Regions from separate parts of the Homo sapiens genome. Here region 1 is linked to region 2. Evidence: chromatin contacts called from ENCODE Hi-C or POLR2A ChIA-PET data. All regions are on one chromosome and are shown on one strand. Each heading gives the region's core, a stretch centred on a gene start or an enhancer-like site at or near the end of the contact. The rest is flanking DNA. Distances are from core to core; before and after follow the strand shown.

Region 1 (6,298 bases), core at 1,543-4,042, 110 kb after region 2:
AGATAGAGAGCTTCAGACATTCACAAATTTTAAAAAAGCAAAAAGGTCTACTTATAGTCTTTGGAATACACACCATTTAGCTTTATGAATCAGAGACATTATGGAGAACAATTCTTTAGGTATCAATATATGATATTTTTAATTTGGTTTGCAATTGGAGATAAAGTTATCTTCTCCTAACACAGGTTATGGAGCTCTGCTCTAGGCAAGTATGGAATGGTAAGCCATTATTTTCCTATATCCTTTTATTAACCTTTACAATCATTTTATTCTTTCTTTGTAACTTTTTCTTTACAAGAAGGGTAGGCTTTATTAACATTTACTAATTCAGACTATCTTATGCAAGTGACATAAACCTCCATAGTTTCAGCAAAAAGAAAATTTTATCATAAAAAAAATGTTTTGTAGAACCTATGAATAAAATGGAGTCTGTGGCTTAAGAACAACCAAAACCCTCGTAACTCTCTAGCCAACCCCATTGCCTATGTATATAATTTTGCTTTCTTCTCTCTCACACTGCAAAGTGCTTTCTCTAGCTCTCTGGTCATATCACTAAAAATCTGACCTCAAAAAACTGTTGAGCTCTAGTATTTTAGAGCATCAGACATTATAAGGATACTCATTTCCTTGGTCTCCCAAATCAGAAAAGATTACAAACAGTATATACCATGTCTAACGGAGTTTATCCTTTGATAGGTAGCTATAATGATGATGATGATGGTGATGACGATGATGATGACAGTGGTTAGATTGGAAACTTGCAGCTTTATGTAATAATTTACAAATCCCAAGGGCCAAATTTAATTGCCGGCACTCTGATCACAAGTACCAGAACCAGGTCCCATCTCCTCACTACTCTAAGCACTGATGGGAGAAGACGGTCCTTTACATGATCAGACTGGACCCCACTGGTTTAAGAACCAAGCATGGCCAATCCTAGATGTGATAGACATCAGGATCCACACCTTGCTGGGCATGGACAAAGACCAAAAAACTTCCTTGCAGTTCTGTCTCAGCAGAACCTTCACTGTCTAACCTTTTTCTGACGTCTAGTCATTGCCATTTCCTAGCCTACATCTGTTGATTTCGTTAGTGATGCTATAAGAGGACCTTTCTATGATTTTTCCTACTTCAGCTAAGCCCACTTCAGGAGCCCACAGACATAGGAGCCACACTGAGAAACCTATTCTCTTTTTACATACTTTGTGGTAGTCATCAGCAGATTACTTTTTCTCCCAAGTCCTCCCATTTCTGATATTAAATTTCTGAGGCCTGTACCCTTTCTCCAGTTACTTTTTTTTTTTTTTTTTTTTTTTTTTTGAGGCAGAGTCTCACTCTGTCGCCAGGCTGGAGTCTAGTGGCAGAATCTCAGCTCACTGCAACCTCCACCTCTCAGGTTGAAGCGATTCTCCTGCCTCAGCTTCCCAAATACTTGGGACTACAGGCATGCACCACCACACCCAGCTAATTTTTGTATTTTTAGTAGAGACGGGGTTTCACCATGTTGGCCAGCATGGTCTCGATCTCTTGACCTCGTGATCCGCCCACCTCAGCCTCCCAAAGTGCTGGGATTACTGGTGTGAGCCATCATGCCCGGCCTCAAATTACCTAAGTCTCAAGCCTGCAGCCATCTATCCACGTCTGCTGGACTACAGGCTGCTGCCTACATAAGGCCAACCCAGTCTCTACAGTGCTTTTTACAATAACCCACCATGAATTGCAGATGGAGCCCCAGCTCCTTCCATTGAGAGCAATGAGATGAGGAGAGGAAGAGGGCAATCTCTCAACAAGTCAAACATTACAGAGCTTTGAGAACGTTAAGAAGTCCAGCCTGCACTAGCACATTGTAATTTATTTTTTGCCTCATTCTGCCTACCTCAGACCTTCAACTCCTCACTTTTCACATATCTGGAGGCTAATCCCATGTGAGAAACACTTAGGAAAACAAGTGTGACAACTCTGCCTGAGTCCCAGAAAGAAAGCTCTCTCTGAAGGGGCCCTTCGGTTGTTTTCCCAGGTGACATGTTTAAGACTTGATCCCTGTTGTCTGAATTCCTTTCTCACCACACCCAAGGTCATTTTAATGAAAATTCCAAAGTCCAAGCCAAGAGGATAGAGTTGCTCTTAATCCTTCAGCAGTGCCGTCATTTGATCCCTAGACCCGCTGGGGTGATTATTGTGTGTCTGCAGAGCAGGGCTAAGCAGGCAGGAGGAGGAAGTGGCTGCCCCTGCAGGAGGCCTGTTTCTGGCCCTTGTTTCTGTGCTGGTGCTGCTGCTACCTCCCAATCCCTCCCACCACCCTTTCTCCCTAACATCTCAAGATAATGCTGATGCTCATGGCTGTTCTTCACCTTTTGCGGAAGTTCACTAATTCATTAACATTTTGTTAATATGATTCATTGTATTGACAAAGTTGAATCAGCAAGTTATTTAATTCCTGGTTTTTTTGCATGCTCAGAGGAGCTAAGGTTGTGTGTGGAACGTGCAATTATAATTCTTGACACCTTTACATCTGTGACTTAGCATTTCATCACAAGGTTTAAAACTTGTGTTGTAAAAGGAAATGGAAAATGTTAAGAAAAACTTGAGTGCTTTAAAAAAAATTCTTTAATTTGTTTTTATCTTCTCTCTAACTTCCTGAGTGATGAGAGAATGAAAGCGCTGACGACCAAATGTCTGGGATGTTTTGGGACCTCTCTGTCCCCTGGGCCAGATATGGGAACATTCTCCAGTGCTGCAAGGACTAATCATCAGGCTCTCTTGCTCCTCACTAATGACCAGGCAGAGCAGCAGCCCCTGCTTCCTGTCACGCTGAACTCTGGAGGCCACTGATTGCGGCCCGGCCAACCTGCCGCCAGCCTTCAGCAAACCTGCCAAAGTCATCTGTTTCGATATTTTCTTGCCTCTTGAGATTAAAGGGGTACATCCTTCCCCACACTGTCTGAAGAGAACAGAGGGGTACACTCTGCTTCAGGGTGTAAAATGGACTCCTTTCTTTTCAGACCCTGGAGGCAAACATGTCTAGGGAATAGCACTCTGACAGGAGAGACTTTACTTCTATTAAAATACTCAGGCTTAAAAAGACTAGAAGCTTTAAGAGAGTTTTGGAAATGGAAACTGTAAGTAAAGACAAGATTTGAGGCATGACCATCATAAATAATGTCTCTAACATGCTCTTTTTTTTTCACCAAATATAAGCGTGCTTAGGAAATATAAAAATGAATCTGATTATTTTTTTCATAGGAATGATACCACATCAACTTTTAGTCCCTACACCTATACCTCTTTCTCCTTCCCTTAACATCCGGAATTTTCTCTCACAGGCTCTGTTCAGCTCTACCGGGGAGACAGGAAGAGATTAGGTAATGATCTGCTGCTGAAACAGCTCCCATAGCCTGGTGGCATGTAGTTCCCCTTCTGTTCTTCAAGACTGGCTGTAGGGAGCATCCCTGGATTTTGACTCTCAAAAGGCATGGTTAAACAGAATAGGAGTCTACTTCAAGTTGCTATGGATGATGTGTTTGAACTTCTTGATTTATTAAGATGTATTCCTAACTTCCTTAAGAAACAAGTGAGAAATTTTAGCTATTATTCTAATTCCTGTGAAAAGAAAAGAAAGAAGAAAAACAATGTATTATTTAGAAGGCCTACCAAGAGCCCAAAAGCTCGTTATCCCAAAAGACAATCTATAAACTTCACTGCCTAGCCCTGGCCTGGATCTGCACATGTGCACACACAGACATGCAGAACAGTGAAGTCACTTCAACTATAGCACTGCTGCTATTTCAGGAAAGCCAAAATAATCCTCTTCGTATAATTGTTGGCACCCAAATAACCTCATAAATAATAACAATAAAATGTTTTAACATTCCTACAGTTTTCAAATCCCACATTAACTCATAGGGTCCTCCAAAAACCCTGTGAGATGTGATTTTACTTACCTCTTTTTACAGAGAGGGACCTGAGGTTCAAGAAGGTACAGAAAATAAGAAAATGCAGCAGGGAGCAGAACCCAGGGCTTCTGACTCTGAATCCACAGTCAGATTCTAGTCTTGCATCTGTGATTACTCAACGGCCTGGTATACATTGGATATTGAATCTAAGTCTTTGATTCCTTTATTGCAAAAAGGATGAGAAGGAGAAGGAAGTAGACAAAGGTTGGACCAGTTGATATTTAAAGACTGTTAGTTTCCACAGTTCCATAAATCCAAAAGCCTTTTTAGGATATTTGAGTGGCCATGGCCTCTTCTCTGATTTCTTGAGAGCAATCAATAACGGCTTTTAGCCTCTTCTTTGTGTAAGGGAGAAGTCAACTGAAGTTACAGTGACCTTGAGATTTCCATCAAATCAGCAAATGCACATCTAATAAGAAGGCTGTTGCTCTTCTGAAAATCTCTGCAAATCTGTGTGGTATATGCCCTACAGTCTACATCAAGTTTTCTGTACCCACTGAAATCTAGACTTTAGCCTCAAGCAGCTGCTATTTTCACTCTTCCAATGAGGACTCTGATGTACCTGTGTCCCCTCTTTCCTCTACCCTACAAAGAACACTCAAGGAAGGCATTGGAGTATCTATTTAGCAGATTATACTGAAGTTTTTTCAGCAAGGGAGGTGGCATCAGAGCCCTTTACATTAATATTCATTTTGACACTTCTTAAAAGTACTCTACCACCCCAGCCCACATGGCTTTCTCATTGGCTGGCACGTCTCTAGAAACCCTTTGCCTGCTGTCCTGCTGCTCAGACCTTCCAGCACCACCATATGCAGGGGAGGAGGGAATGGAAGCCTAACCTTTTTTATTTAAAGGCAATAACAAGGAAACTTTCTAAATAAAAAGCCATCATCTCCAGCCATAGGAGCTTTCCTCCTCTAGGGGCAGAAATAGCTGTAATCAGTTGTGTTTTTAAATAGATTCTTTTTGTTTCTTATAGCGACACTGATGTCAGCTAATGTGATAGAGCAGAAAGAGCACTGAGTCTGTAGCCCAGGCCTCCTTCTGCGTCTAGATCTCAGTTTCTTTAACTGAAGTAGAAGGGTCTTGGAAAAGAAATGGATTTCTAACTTTTTTATGGAGGGGAGCTTCTTATTAATTCCTACTAAACGTGGGACTGTTCGAGAGGGAAGAAAAGAATGCACTGCTGCTCCTAGCTGCTGATGAGAGCACAGCGATTGAGCGCAAGGAAAGGAGGAAGCAGAGGAGCCCCACCAGCTCAGCCGAAAGAAGCCTGGCAGTGTGATGTGCTGATGAAAGTCTGAGAGCCTAGTCCTAATCCTAGCTCTAGGTTACACATACCAGTACTGATTGTAATCAGATCGCCTAACCTATTGTGTAAAAATATGTAATTTCTGCCCCATCTGTCTCACAGGGTTTATATGTGACTAAAAAGGAGTAATGTATATAAAACCATATAAAATGTTACTTAAAAATATATAACATTTAAGGCTGGGCATGGTAGCCCACACCTGTAATCCCAGCACTTTGGGAGGCCAAGGCAGGCGGATTGCTTAAGCTCGGGAGTTCAAAACCAGCCTGGGCAACATAGTGAGACCCTGTCTCTATTATTAAAAAAAGAAGAAGAAATATATATATGTATAATATTTACTCTTAGCTGGCAATCTCTCCCACTTAAACGGTCAGCAACATCAAGAAGCCATCCAGTGTAAACCATTCCTCCACTGTAGATTTCTATTAAATGGATCACCAATCCTACTTACCAGGATTGTCTTATGTCAGTTTTGTGTCAATTTTCTAAAACACAGTTATCTTAGGAAATGCAGGTAATCCTATGTAATGCCTGTGGGGGATATCTGATTGCAATTGTCATTTTGTATTGACATATTGGCACAGATTGGCTGTGTCTGGATCACATTTGAGATATGTGTTTTTATGAAAATTATATAAGGGGGAAGAGGAGGAAACATATACTTCCTCCCCTATATTTTCTTTTCAAAAAACACAAAATGTGGAGTACTTTCATATTATTGTTACTATTTTTATTATTATGTTTATCATTATTATTGTGATGTACAGATTATTTTCCACTCTGGCCATTTGCCTAGATATTATAAAGCCTCATCCTTTAAAATCAAGAGACAGTCTTCCTTTAGCTAGAACTGCCATCTTCCAGTGATCCATCAAAATGGGAAACACAAAGGGGAAGAGGGGAGGCACCCCATATACATTCTTTTGACCTTTTAGGAAACATGGAGTTGTTCCTTTGGCTACATGCATGAGAAACAGTTAAAAAAAAAAAAAAAGGTGATACTGTTGACATCCAGGGAATGGGTACTGTTCGA
Region 2 (6,541 bases), core at 921-3,420:
CTTGCTAGAATATATCAGGAAAGGGAATTGCAAAAATTGCACTGCTTGCACCTGTGGTCCTTTAATAACTTATGAGCAAGTTGATTTTTCAGACATTAGTGCAAAATGTATATTCCATCTTTTCAATGAAATCCTGATCTTTTCCCTGATATACATTTCAACTCCATTATCACCTTGAGACAGAGATACAAGATGCCCATTTTATGATACTGTAGTGTGGCAAGGGTAACTATACTGCAGGTTAAGATACTCAAAGAAGTGACAAACAGGACACAAAGCTCAAAAAACCCTCTGAGCTAGCTTTCAGGATGAAGGAGCCCTTTTTAGAGAGGACTGTCTTCATTCTGGAGATATAGATTGGAACATTCATTTTACGTAAAACTATTTGTAATATAAAACATGGTCTGACTAAGCCACAGTATTGTGTCTGCTGGAATGTGAGCTATTATATACTTGGTAATATTTAAACACAAACACAAGAACAGCTTTCCAAGTTTCCTGTTCTATATGCTTAATAAGCTTTAGATGCTTTATTTTGAAAGTTAGGCAAATTAGAGTTTTTAAAAATATGAATTCAGTAAACTCAGCAGCACAAGTTAGTACACTATTGATTAAAAATATATATATAACAATTAATACAACTCAGTGTACACAGCACATGTTCTTCCATCATCTGATTCTGCCTCGCACTGTAAACTTCATCCCAGACTTCACTTCCAGCCAGCTTAGTTCAGTCCACTCTGCCTCCCCACCACACTTCCTATCCCAAGTTGTTCCAGCCCAGCATAACTGCATCAATTGCAGCTTCAGGAACTCTCTTTCTAAACTCTCTTTCATGCTGAAATCCATATAAACAGATTCCTTCATCTCTAATCCCTCACCTACCCTCCATTCTACAAATTTATTCCCACAATCTTTCCTTTGACTAATTCTTCTTTACCCCTCCAAAATATACACAGGACCCCAAACTGCCAAGAATGCATGTGGCAATACAGTAAACATGTTTTTAGCCTCGGATGGCACTCTTTTATTCTGCTTTACTTCATAGGTTTTGGCTTTGCGCAGATCTTTATTTGAGTAAATTAACAAATAAATGATATTGCCCACTGGTAGAAAAATTCATTAAACTCCCAAGATCCCTTCTAGTACACTTTATTTCACAGTAAATATTCTACGTTGAGTATCATGTTGATATTCTAGTATCCAATTTTACCATCTAGGTTATGTTTCATTTCCAATTAATTCTCTAATTTCCTGGCTTGTGGTATATTTGACTTGTTGCTTAAGCAAACAATAATGAAAGTCACCATCCTCCTATATCATAAGATTGATACAATCATGTTAATCAAAATTCTGAGAGAAACTATAATTTAAAAATCATGTATATCTTCATGCTTTTGTTTTCAATAAGTTGACAAATTTAAGAAAGCACTAGAAAATGATAAGCAATAAAAATTATAAAAAATATGAGTCTTTTATTCTGACTTTATCCTTACAATGCTTGTTATCTAATAGCAATATTAAATATATTATTGTTCTTTTATATTAGGTTTGCTAACAACAATAATATATTTTTCCTCACTAAAAAAAAAAAAATATATGCTTCTGGTTTAAATGCCATCCTTAGGAGTACAAGCTTGAAAGCTGTGCTACCAGTAGTGTATTTTAAATGTAAGGGAGCAAATATTGTTTCTGTCAACCTCAAAGAAAAGAATGTACTCATTATGTTCAAAACTTTAACTTACTACAATAATGACACTGGTTTCAAAAAACTGAACTTTTTAATAACCAATAACCTTTTTTCACACAAACTTTTTACACCTCTAAGCATGCTATAATTTCTAAGCACTATTCCTCTTTGCTTCAATTATGTGTTCCCATGCTAAAAAGCAAAATAACAAAGTTTAAAAAAAAGAAAAAAAAAAAAAGGAAAGGGCCTTTTCCTCACTGCCAGGACCCAAGCTTATCTCAGCAGCCTCCTATTTTTAACCAGATTGCAAATGGTATCCGTGATCAAAGGCCCGGAGCCCTGGAGGAACTTAGGCAAACAGCACGCAGCAGAATGCTTCCTGATGATCTGTAAGCAGGAAAGGACTTTTGACACGAAAGACAGCTTAAACAGCACAAGAATAGCAATAAACCAGCTGTAAAATGGTTGCCCTTGAACGAAAGCAAATTGTTCCAAATAATTTTTCCCGTTTTTGCAGCCTCTGGATGTCCCGCTGGGGCATTTAAACAGCCACATGCTCAGTGTACAAAAGCTTCTCTAAGTGGGAAAATACAGTGTACTAATGTGTTTAGAATAAGGAACCGAACACATCCAAAGTTCAGATTTGATGCTTCCTTTTCCTTTTGTTGGAGAATGAGTTCATTAATGCCAGGCTTGTTTTGGATACTAACTAAGCTTCCAGTCAGTAATGTTGAAGGGTAATTTATTGGCTTAGAAATACTCAATTAACCATTGAAGTGGTTGTTAATTTAAAAAGTAAACGGATTGTTGAGCCTTTACATAGGACTGTTCATGCAACTGGAATGTATATTTACCTAAAGATTAAGAAGTACAATGCCTACTTTTCTTTGTTATTTTCTATTAAACAACTTATACTATAGGAATGCCATGAATACTGTGAAGTTTATATACATCTTCCCCACTATAAGTCATGAGAATAATATAATACTTACTGTTAACATAATTACAAGACACTTCTGTATGTGCAGTTTTATTTAATTCACACAAAAGCTCTTAAATCTAGTGTTACCCAACACCATCCTTTGAATAAATATGTAAGATACAATGTTCTCTCTCATTGATATTTATTCTAATCAATTATATTAATTCTATATTTAAAATAATAGATTAAAAGGAAATCTTTTACTACTTCATTATTTACAAAATCATGGTAAATATATTGAGTAATTTAGAAACCAATATGCTTATATTAAGAGGTACATTTTATTCCACAAAAGAAAAATACCTTTAAATAATTTGGCAATTCACTAATAAATGTTAGGCAGAGAGATTTATTTAAAAATCAGACAATTGAAAAACCTTTAGAGTTACTTAGATACACATATGCATTGCTTAATAGAAATATGTTGCTTTAAAATTAAATTTAAATACAATATTTATTAATCAAAGCATACAAAATACATTTAGGGTTATTTAAACTACATAATCAATAGACTATGATACCAAGATCTTATTTTCCTACAATAAATTATCATTCTAATTGTATTGACTAAGTCTATATTTCCTAATTTGCCTAAAATGTATAAATTCACTCACAACTTTGTGGTCTCAATTAGCATAAACATCCCAACAAAACCATGTGTAACCATTGTATGACCAGGGAAGCAAACTCTGCCTAAATCCCAAAAATCACTTTGAAAAATTATTGTTTTAAATGCAAACAAGAAAAGAAAAGGGAAATTTTCTAAAGTAATCCTCAGCTTAACAACAGTTGTGTTTGGAAGCACCTAACTAGTGACTTCTGATGAGGTCAATGATTATATATTAAATTTCTAAGTGCTTTTCTGTGAAAGTAATCAAGTTATCAAAACGAATTCCTCTTTCAATCATAGAAAAGTGGTACTCTCCTGATCAATATTTATTTATATAATGTCATGTAAACTATAACATTTACTAGTAAGAATACAGTACATATTAAAATCAAATCCCTTTTTCCCCCAGAGATTTATTTCGTGTTATACTTTGTTTTACTTTTATCATAATGAATATGGGCACAATGAGTATACAAAGCCTTTCTGTGCTTGGTCAGGGAACCAGCTAAAGTACTGGCTCAATGGCTCTGATTTTAAACCATGTTTTACTTAAGACTAATTTTTCATCAGTGTTAGAGGTTAATAACACTGTTATTTCCTCTATTACCTGGATTTAATAAAAGCAGTGGGGCATAACATTCTGTAAAGCCAGGCAATAAGAGGAAATAACACAAATGTTAACCTCTAACATAAATGTAATGGTAATTGCTCCAGTCTAGTTTTAAAATTGATGCCTTTGGTAGTCTCCCACATGGCCAAAAAAAAGCTCTCTCCTCAGTGTCCCAGCAACCACCAAGATCCAAGGTCAAGGGCAAATTATGCCATCAATTTGTATGCTTAACAACATTTGTGCACCATATCATCCTTAAATATAGAAACACATTGTTTTAGGAATAAAACACGACAATAAAGCAGTGAAGCTGCAATTATAAATCAGCTAAAGTGAAAGTACATGTTGAAAATGTTAACGAAGATTGTTGCAATACAGAAAAGTTGATTCACCTTCTTACACGTAAAATATAAAATCAAGTTACACAATAAGGTAGATAAATCTCCTAATTAAATACTGAAGAAAGAGAAGCATGCAAAACAGCTTCATCTATATCTAAGCAGGATGTATGAAATTTTCACTTTTTCATTTATATCCAATACTTGTAAAAATTCATTGTGGTTATTTTATATACATATGTAGCGATTATTTATTTCTATTTAATAAGCATATTTTTAATGTTTTGGCAGATAGAATTAACGTCTCTTGCATTACATGTCAACTTTGTCTTGCATAGCACCAAGTCATGTCAGCAGCCTCTTTAGAAACTAAAGCCAGCAAGTTAAGATTAATTTCTGCTAATTATCTCAGACCCTCAGACCATACTGTTCACACACTGGGAACCAAATTTCCAGACTCAATTTTTGCAAATCTGCTAGGCCCCTCAACATTTGTCGGTGTACCAAACCAAAAATGTTCCAAGCTTTCCTCTTTTCAAATACCACCACTCTTATTACACATTACAACCATTTATTTCCTGTCATCTTTTCATATTCAGTTTACAAAAGCAAAACCATGCCTTCAAACTGTTAATGGTCCAGAGTTTGTTAGAATCTTTTCTTAATAATTAAGTTCCTCATGTGCATGGATCTTGTCACTCATTTCTTATATTCTTTAAAGGTCTTCTAAAATGGGTACTTGGTGGGCACCCAAAACATATTAACTTATTAGTATTCATGCCGCAGTAGAAACAGGAAGGAAAGATCTTTATTCAATCTGATTTAGCCCAGCCCTACCGTATTGCTTTCATCGGGTATCAGAAATCCAACTTTTGATCAGCCTCCTGTCACATAGATTGTGAATGTCAAAACCTAAGCACTTATCTTGTCTTCTGACAACTATCAAGTAGAAGAGGAACTTCAGTGGTAACTTACTCTTTAAAAAAATAAAAATTAATTTACACGGCAAATGTAATCATGATGACAATGTCATCTAAAAAATACATACCAGCTTTGTCTTTGAAAAGCTCAAAATCTTTATCACTTCATAAAACATGGGGACCAAAAATCTTCAGACAGGCCTAAGGGAAGTTTCGGAAAGAGAAGTTTAATATTTGACTGATGAGAAGGATCGCCAGTGGCCCACAGCCACAAACAAGGTCACTAAAATAGACAGAAAAACCTCCTCAGGTGTGGTCTCTTTGTTGTGTATTTACACTGGCTCCTGTGTTGAAATGAGGCCTCTATGGTCCTGAAAACTGCCAAAAAACCCTGGCTGAGTGAAGCTATAAACACAGTGTGCGATGATAACCTCTGCTGCACTCCATGTGTCCCAAAATCTGCTAAGACCTTCACTTCAGTCTGCAACAAGGTAGAAAAATATTTGAGGTCAATAAATTGGGGACAGGGTGCAGGGAGTGATGAGAGAAGCTCAGGGGTAGAAAAGGAGGCAAGGGAGCACAGTTCCTTGTTTAAGGAAAGTGGTAGGACCACTTACCACCTATATTATCTAAAGCTCATTACATAATCCCTCAAAGCTACCTCACTCATAGAACTAATAGTAAAACTATCTAATGCACAAAGTACATAAAATAATCTAAGCAAAGAAGTGATTGGTACCCAGTAATTATTCTCACGCATTAAATGCATTCTAAAAGCCAAGATTATGAGGCAAAATGTAAACCTGAGGTGGACTTCAGTTCCAGAGACTCAAGCTCTTCTGAATCTTTCTAAATCAAGTAATTTATTCTTGAACTCTTCATTTGGACAATTATGGATTCATGTGCTCACATTATAAGATATTAATATTATAGACAGCCTCAAAAGACAAAAGTCATACCTGTCACTGCTAAGAAAATGCTACTTTACTTAATAAGCTGTCAATAATTACATCTGGAGAAGGAATAAAAAATGACAGTTTCCTCTTAGAAATTATTACGAGAGAGAAATTCAAACTTTTTTGTTACAAATATTCAATTCTGTGTTTGTATTTGACAACAAAATAAAACTAGTTCAAAATTTTAAAAGACAAATAATAGATAGTCTCTATCCCTGAGGAGTTCAGAGTCTAATGGAAAAAATGTATGCATAAATCATAACCGATGAGTGCTATAACAAAGGTGTTTGAAAGCTTCTCAAGTACAGAAGCTGAGGGATGAGGAGGAATTCATAGTAAAAGTGAAGTATACCCTGGGCCTAGAAGAATGACTTGGGCCAGAGTTTAAAAATATTTGTCTTCGTTACTTGAATGGACATCTTTTTTGCATGCAGA

What was found. A loop is a pair of places that touch in the nucleus more often than their neighbours do. ChIA-PET counts read pairs that join two places held with the same protein, here RNA polymerase II (POLR2A).
Region 1: a loop to region 2 is called in a map of heart left ventricle, with 1.9 times the contacts of the local background. The contact joins two enhancer-like sites. A Hi-C loop is called at or near these places in 1 of 168 maps with a recorded cell type or tissue (heart left ventricle). POLR2A ChIA-PET finds 5 or more read pairs at or near these places in 2 of 52 experiments (BJ and Caco-2).

The regions. Positions count from the first base shown.
Region 1 is chr4:123,746,070-123,752,367 of GRCh38, reverse strand. All of the region lies in intron 3 of LINC01091 (long intergenic non-protein coding RNA 1091), which reads right to left. It also overlaps the pseudogene RPL21P50. Among named protein-coding and RNA genes, the nearest start is that of LINC01091, 99 kb to the right of the region's middle. RefSeq lists enhancers at 1,585-2,168, 2,169-2,752, 2,753-3,338. Within about 2 kb of position 2,792, at least 6 of the 41 ENCODE cell types and tissues checked have a DNase peak (open chromatin) inside an H3K27ac peak, as active enhancers do.
Region 2 is chr4:123,852,845-123,859,385 of GRCh38, reverse strand. The region is part of intron 4 of LINC01091 (long intergenic non-protein coding RNA 1091); the gene reads right to left. Among named protein-coding and RNA genes, the nearest start is that of LINC01091, 210 kb to the right of the region's middle. RefSeq lists an enhancer at 1,011-4,727. Within about 2 kb of position 2,170, at least 14 of the 41 ENCODE cell types and tissues checked have a DNase peak (open chromatin) inside an H3K27ac peak, as active enhancers do.